Linked DNA regions of Homo sapiens: region 1 is linked to region 2. A link is a loop called in an ENCODE intact Hi-C map of the cell type or tissue named here. Cell type or tissue: CD4-positive, alpha-beta T cell. All regions are shown on one strand.

The links. Peaks named below come from ENCODE experiments on the same cell type or tissue, not always from the same donor. Only the 100,000 strongest peaks of a DNase experiment are listed, where the experiment ranks them.
Region 1: it touches region 2 in a loop (5-fold over the local background); 2 of 110 quality-filtered maps call a loop at or near these places.

What each region holds. Positions count from the first base shown.
Region 1 is chr4:121,050,366-121,054,365 of GRCh38, forward strand. All of the region lies in intron 1 of NDNF (neuron derived neurotrophic factor), which reads right to left. Among named protein-coding and RNA genes, the nearest start is that of NDNF-AS1, 19 kb to the right of the region's middle. In CD4-positive, alpha-beta T cell, no CTCF peak of the experiment used is centred here; no DNase peak of the experiment used is centred here.
Region 2 is chr4:120,870,194-120,874,193 of GRCh38, forward strand. All of the region lies in intron 2 of PRDM5 (PR/SET domain 5), which reads right to left. Among named protein-coding and RNA genes, the nearest start is that of PRDM5, 51 kb to the right of the region's middle. In CD4-positive, alpha-beta T cell, no CTCF peak of the experiment used is centred here; no DNase peak of the experiment used is centred here.

The sequences.
Region 1 (4,000 bases), 180 kb after region 2:
TTTTGTTACTTCTAGGTAGGCAGAGCTTATCTAGATTTAAACTTTACATTAAATAACATCAATCAGAGTTTCACTTTAAGCACTTTCTTTTTTCATGGCCATCTGGTGGATGATGTAGGAAATGTGTTTGCACAGCAACAAATCTTGCTATCTTTCTACAATTGAGGCTTTAGTTCAAACATAAGCTGAAAGTTGCTAGGATAATTCCAAATATTTTTATTTTGCTTGGCAGATCAACTTGGTTGCACAGTATCCACAACCCAAAAGAACTTGGTAGTGTTACTCTGATACTGAAAAAATTGACTTTGTTTCAATTGAAAAGTTCTAATGAATAAAAGATATAGATGCAATCTATAATTCTGCTATTTTTGTGTTGTCAAAGGCCTTCTTCACATTTGGCACAAGTCCTCAGATCCTGCTAAAACTGAGGTGAGAAAATAAAAATGACCTAATGATTTGATACAACTCAATCTTTAGAAAATAGATTATTGGTGATATGAGATTTTTCTTTGGAATGCCAATATCCTACAGGGGAAATAAAATTGTCCAAAGGTTAACCATATAGTCTATACTTACAAAGGTAGAGATGGGTTTGGATAATCCAAAGTAAATAACTAGTTTATATGGTGTATGAATATATACACACACATATTTTTAGATCAAAAATGTGGAAACATTATGAGTTCAATCAGCTGATATTGGAGTTAAGGCAAATAAGTAGTAGTCCCCAAAGAGGAAACTTTTAAATATAAAAATGGAACATCTGCTGCCCACTTTCTTGCGAGCAGGTAAATACTATACAACCCAAGAGATATGGAGAAGGGATTCTTTCTAATGTTTTAGGACTATGGTGATGGGAACTTGCTTCTCCCCTTCATTTCCTCCAGTTTTAAAGAAAATGTCAGTGAATAGATTTAAAGCGTTTTTATTGTTCTGCAAGGAGTAGGGAGTGGAGCACATGATGGATAATTGAACATGTACAGACAATTCTAAGCCTTTCTTTAGCATTAATTTAAACTTCATATTCTATGGAACTTTTAGATAAAATAAACTGTCCAACTGACCTGGCATATCTTTTTCCCACAAACCTGTGGAAATGCTTGTAAATTATAAAATGGTCAATGGTAAGCAAAGTAAAAATTTAAAGGGAGTTTGAGTAATTCATTGTATCAATTAAATACCCAGAATTACCTCTATCATCACAAAAAAGCACAACATACCCTACAAAAATTCAACTTGCCCCAGAATGTCTATAGCAGTTCTACTGCTGTCATTTTGCAAAATTTATCTGCAATTACATAAGATCAACTAGTCAATTTACCCATCTGGGTTAAACCACTGGTTCAGTTAGTTAACATTTATTCTTTGAAATTGTATGAACAGTGATAAGAAATAAATCTGGCTAATTTTTTTTCCTTAAAAATCCACTAAATGGTTTTACCACATAAAACAATTAAGACTTTTAAGAGCAGACTCTTATTTCAACCACTAGAAAGCTTGTCTTTAATAGTTATAGACTGCTATTTGGCTATATTATCTGAGCAATTCAAACAATTGCAAATCTGGTAGATAGAAAGTTCTTTTGGGCTTTCATGTAAAGGTCCAAGGCTCTCAAAATAGAAGACGTGATATAAATTAATGCACTGTGACCTTTCTCATCACTGTAGCTTCCTCAGAACAGCAGCCAACAGCTTTACCTACCTGTGATAATATGATCAAAACAAATTCCTCCATCCCTCTATCACCAACAAGTTCTTTGCAGAAATGTATAAATGTAGTTGTGAAAAATGTCATCAAGCTCTTACACACTTTACATATTATAAAATTTAAGATCAGATTCATCACTATAAATATAACATAAAGTATAAAATTTGAAAAAATATATAGTATCACTGAGATTCGCTTAAAAATTATCTAATGTGCCTGATCATGTGCAGGCCACGAAGTTGAAATACATTTACAATGACAAAAAAGGATGGGCATTCTGATTTACTTGAAGCAAATGTATAGAGAATAAATGAAATCTAATGTTTAATTAAAGAGAGTGGAAAGTGCATGATTATAATTTGGCGAGAATAATTTCAAGGAATGGTCTGCCACAGAGATTTCTGTTATTTTCTTTTCCTTTCTAAATGCAAATATTTAGTCTTTTAAATTTCTATTTTCAAACTCAAGAGCATTTGTTTTTGTTTGAATCATCCATGTCACATTTGATAATAAATCTGAAGCATTTGGTCCAGGTGTAAGAAAAAAATATATAGCTTTAGTTAGGGGAAGAGCCGTGTGTCTGCCATGACTTGCTGGGCAGCAAGCGAAGAGGACTGCACACTTTAATACTGAATGTCCAACATGTGCCAGCGTGGATGTACGGATTCCTTCGAGGCAAAAATGCAGCAATCAAAAGTTGAATTCCCAAAAGGTGTTTTATTTTGTTTTCTTTTGCAAACAATGAAAATGTCTGAAGTTAGTTGTTCTTAAAAATCCAAATCTGTTAAAAATTTGAAGGAAATACAGCATATTATGGGCTGACATTTCCATACCTGAAAAGGGAGAAATAAAGCAGATGGAAGTAAAGGATTCCTGGTCTGCCCTGACGAGTGGTCTCTGGCACATGCTAGGTGAGCTCTCACTCTGCGATAACATGCCAACTTCTACCCAACCCAATGAAGTAGAGCCGACATTATGTACAGAACTCGTGCACTAAAGCTCTCTAAATGCAGGCTGTCAGTACACAGTGACATGATTATTAAGAGTTTTAGAGTTCATTATGTCAATAATCTACAGATTAGGGACCTGCACATGCATTTCAACTGCAATGATTCCAACCTCCCTTAGCACTTCTCTAAATGACTGCCAACTTTCCTTCTGGAAGGAAATTAAATTAATATAAAAAAGCAATGTGAAATTAAAACATGCCAAGGATTCGAATAAAGTTTCCATTCTGTCATGCGCTCCCTCTGAGTCTCATGATGCAGAGTTCCTAACAGGGATAACGTTAGGGCATTCTAATTTAAAAGATGGCCAAGCCTACACAATCAGAATTACTTCAAAGAGGATCAGATTTTAAAGTAAGTAATCTTGTATTCCCATCAATATTAATGCCAATGAGAAGAATAATGAATAACAGAACTGGCCGAAATAAATGTCTCATAGATAGGAGTAGTCTGTAATTCAGGAAGCCAGACCCATTTTAGTAAAGAAAGGAGTAGAACTCTTAAAATGTATCAGATGGATGGTTAGAAGATATGACAAAGTTCAAAAGCAGTGTATGGGAGAATGCAAAGAAAAACTGGAACAGAATACTAAATACCTTCTTCCTATCAAAATGTCCTCTATATGTGAAACTGAGATAGCTGGGATAACTTCCACTGTCTTAGGTGATGCTAATGATTCTTAGAATAATGAAAGCCCCAAAGGAAGGAATAATATGCTTGGTTGCTTTTCTTGCTTTTGTTTGGCAACTAAGCCTTATTTCCTGTTGATCTGCAACCAAATGAAAATGACTTCCTGTGCAACATTCCCCAAAGCAGTTTACAAACTGCATACCTCATTCTCTACTGAAATTTAGCTAAGATGGAGCATGGCAGCGCGCCAGTAGCATTCAGCAACAGCACGTATCAGCCTGGAAGGTGAGGCATGAATTGTTGTGGTCAATAAAAAAATATTGAGTCACTGCAGTGTGTAGCACCATAAAAATTTGATTTTTTATAGCCATTTATCCAAGAAGTTAACTCTTCAGTAAGTCACTCCATGGATTTCTTAGGATACCAAAACCTAAATATGGCCAAAAGAGCAAAAAATGAAGAGAATAAGAGTTTTGTCAAATATCGATGTCATACTCCAAACTCAACTGGGTAATGTGAGGTCTGAAAAAATATGTATCTTAGGAACTTAGAATCTATTTATGGGGCAAAATGTACCTGCCCAGCCAACAGAGTCCAATGTCAGCATTTCTACTCATTCATTATTTTTTTAATTCAATATCTATATAATACATTTT
Region 2 (4,000 bases):
TGATTCACCAGGCACATCCCAACCACATTAAGGTTTCTGAGAGCCATATGATGATTTTATGACCTCGAGTGAAAGAAATACAAATATTTAAGTCTTCTATTACTCCAAAAATCATTAAGCAACTACATGTTAAGCACTACACTAGGCACTAGGACACACAAACAAAAGACTCTGCCCCATTTTATTTCATTCGATAAACATTGTTTGCACTAATAAAGATCAACATCTAGGACCTGCTTGGAAAGAGCTCACAGTCTAGTGGGAGGTGGGGGAACAGCCACCTAGTGGGGGGTGGGGGAAAAACCTCACCTGCCTGACCTGCCTTGGGTATTCAGAGAATAGCAGGGAGAGGCCCCTAAGCCAGCCCAGGAAAAATAATGAGTGAGTACGGATGAGAAAAGAGCTGACAGTCCAAGTAAAGGGACCAGCAAGAGGAAAGGCACATGTGTGAGTGTGAATTAAACGTGAAGCTGTAAAGAGTCAAGTGTGAGGCAGGAAACTCTGAAGAACAAGGTTCAGAGAGGTTTGCAGTGGGTCAGACCTTGGGCTCCGTGTGACATTTGGTGGCAGTGTGGAGCGGACGGTAGCTCAGCATCACCCCTGAGTGGATTCTCAGCAGTCAGGACAGAGTTTCAGATTCCTCCTAAGAAGGAGATTTATTCAGAGTCTAGGTAGGGTTGAGCCTGGGCAGGCAAGAATGACCACCTACTATATGTTAGAGGTTTTGCCTCTGGAACTATGTTTTGTCTACCTTCTCCTACTCTCTTGTGCACAGAATATAGATTCATCTTGCCAGATTTCCCCTCCAGTAGAAGACTATACTTTACAGCCATGCTCCCGCCATCATCCAGCCTATCCTTGAACACCTCCCTCTCCACATGGGAAGAGGGAACTCTCTAGGCTGTGAATCAGCAGGTTTCACAGTTGTACCCTTCTGCCTGCCAGAAAGTTTTTCCTCAGGTTGATTAGAAACACACTTCTCTCTAGTTCCACATAATGTTTTGTTGTTGTTGTTGTTGTTCTGTCATCGAACAGGAAAGCTAAGCCTTCACCGTCTTCCACATGACACCACTTTAAATCATATGAAGACAACTATCTGCTTCTGTTCTTCCTCAGGTTGAGCCCTAGTTCCCTCACTGACTGACAGGTCACAGCTTCCAGACCCTTTCTGGGTATGGCTCCCTGTGGCACGTCAGATGTTTATCAACTTCCAGGTCTGTGTCTAACAGGCAGATGTTGACACGACCCTCCTGATATGGTCTGACCAGTACACAGTACCAAAGCACTATTCTCTCCCTGTAATCTGACCACTCTACTTCTTTTATTGCATTCTGAGTTTTTGTTATTGCCACCAAATAATATTGCTAACCAAAATGTCCGTATAAAATCAAGTAAGATATTTGCATATAGGTCAATATTAAGTCTAGTATCCTCCATCGTAAACTTAAAAAATTACTCTGAATTTCATCATATATGCATTTAATCCATCACTCTAGTTACTAAAAGCTTTTTGAATGCTAAGTATCTTAAAATATTATCGATCCTTCAAATACATTAGGGTGGCTACTGTTTCAAAAAAAAAAAAAAGAAAGAATTGGTGAGAATATAGAGGAATTGGAACTTCTGTGCCATGTTGATAGGATTGTAAAATAGTGCAACTGCTATTGAAACAGTACAGAGCCAGGTGCGTGGCTCACGCCTGTTATCCCAACACTTTGGGAGGCCGAGGTGGGCAGATCATGAGGTCAGGAGTTCGAGACCAGCCTGACCGACATGGTGAAACCCCATCTCTACTAAAAATTCAAAAATTAGCCAGGCGTGGTGGCACACGCCTGTAATCCCACCTACTCAGGAGGCTGAGAAAAGAGAATTGCTTGAACCCGGGAGGCGGAGGTTGCAGTGAGCTGAGATCACGCCACTGCATTCCAGCCTGGGCGACAGAGCAAGACTCCATCTCAAAAAAAAAAAAAAAAAAAAAAAACCTGTACAGAGGTATGATCCAGCAATTCCACTTCTGGGTGTAAATCCAAAATAATTCAAAGTGGGATCTCACAGAGATATTTGCAGACCCATATTCACAATAACCAAGAGGGAGAAGCAACTCAAATTTCCACTGAGGAATGAATGGATAAACAACATGTGGTATATACACACGAGGGATTACTATTCAGCCTTAAAAAGGAAGGAAATCCTATTGCACACTACAGCACAGAAGAATCTTAAAAACATTATGCCAAATGGAATAAATCAGTCATGAAAAAGGACAAATGCTGTATGATTATACTTATATGAGGCATCTAAAGTAGCCAAATCCTTAGAGGCCGAGGCAGGAGGATGACTTGAGGCCAAGAAATTGAGACCAGTCTGGGCAACATACCCTAATCTCTACAACAAAAATAAAAGATAAAAAATTAGCCAGTGGTGGTGGTGCACACTTGTAGTCCTAGCTACTTGGGAGACTGAGCTGGGAGGATGGCTTGAGCACAGGAATTTAAGGCTGCAGTGAACTATGATCGCACCACTGTACTAAAGCCTGGGTGACACAGTGAGACCCTGTCTCTAAAAAAATAAATAACTAAAGTAGTCAAATTCCTAGAATTTGAAAGTAGCATGGTGATTACCAGGGGCAGGGGGTAGTGGGGAGGTGAGATGTTTAAAGGATATAGAGTTTCCGATCTGCAAGATAGAAAAGTTCTGGAGATCTGCTTGATAACAATGTAAATATACTTAACACTACTGAACTCTACACTTAAAGTGGTAAGTGGACAGTTAAGATGGTAAATTTTATGTTATGTGTTTTTACCATATTTTTTATTTTATTTTTTTGAGACAGAGTCTTACTCCATCACCCAAACTGGAGTACAGTGGTTCAATCTCTGCTCACTGCAACCTCTGCATCATGGGTTCAAGCAATTCTCATGACTTAGCCTCCCAAGTAGCTGGGACTACAGACATGTGACACCATATCTGGCTAATTTTTGTATTTTTTTGGTAGAGGCAGGATTTCACCATGTTGGCCAGGCTGGTCTCGAACTCCTAACCTGAAGTGATCTACCCATCTCGGCCTCCCAAAGTGCTAGCATTACAGGCGTGAGCCACCACGCCCTGACCACAATTTTTAAGAAGAGAAAAAAACAGTATCTATCCCCTCCCTTCACTCTAGTTGTACAGACAGTGGGCTCAAGATATGTGCTCAATTTTCATGAGTCTTTGATAGAAATAATTGAACAGGAAGAGCCAAGACAGAGCCTGCTTTTCAATTAAAATTCAACACTCCGGCTATAAGTGGCCAACTATCCATCAGTACTTCAAAGTTTACTATCACACAATCCACATTTCTTCACCTCCCACAAAAATTTACAATAGTCATTGTCAAACATTTCACTCAAATCAAAAGTCATTATATCTATTGGACTCTCCTGGGTTTACATGACCATTAAAAACATCCTACAGATTTCTCATGTTTACCAGTGTTCTGAATACTCTCCAACAATATGTCGGTTATTTCATTCCAAAATTTTGTAACTGAAGAACTTCATAATTTCCAAAATCTACTTTTTCCCCACTAGGGGCTTCATTTGCCTTTATTTGCCATGATTTCTCAAAAAATAATAGAAAGTTTCTGCAAGAAAAGGTACTTATTTTTTCAGCACCCATGTATATAATTTTTCTGGGATAGTAGATAGAAACTATTAAATAGCTGTTTTTTTATTAGCTCCTCATGCATTTTGGGCTATTATGTACACTTTATTAAATGTTTATCCAGTTTTTTTATTTAATTGACACATAATAATTGTACATATTTATGGGGTATGGTGTGCTATTTTCATACACATATATTAATGTGTAATGATTAAATCAGGGTAATTAACATATACATCACCTCAAACATTTATCTGATATTTGTGTTTAGAATATTCAAAATGCGCCCTTCTAGCTATTTGAAAGTATACAATATACTGTTGTTTATTATAGTCCCTCTATAGTGCTACAGAACACT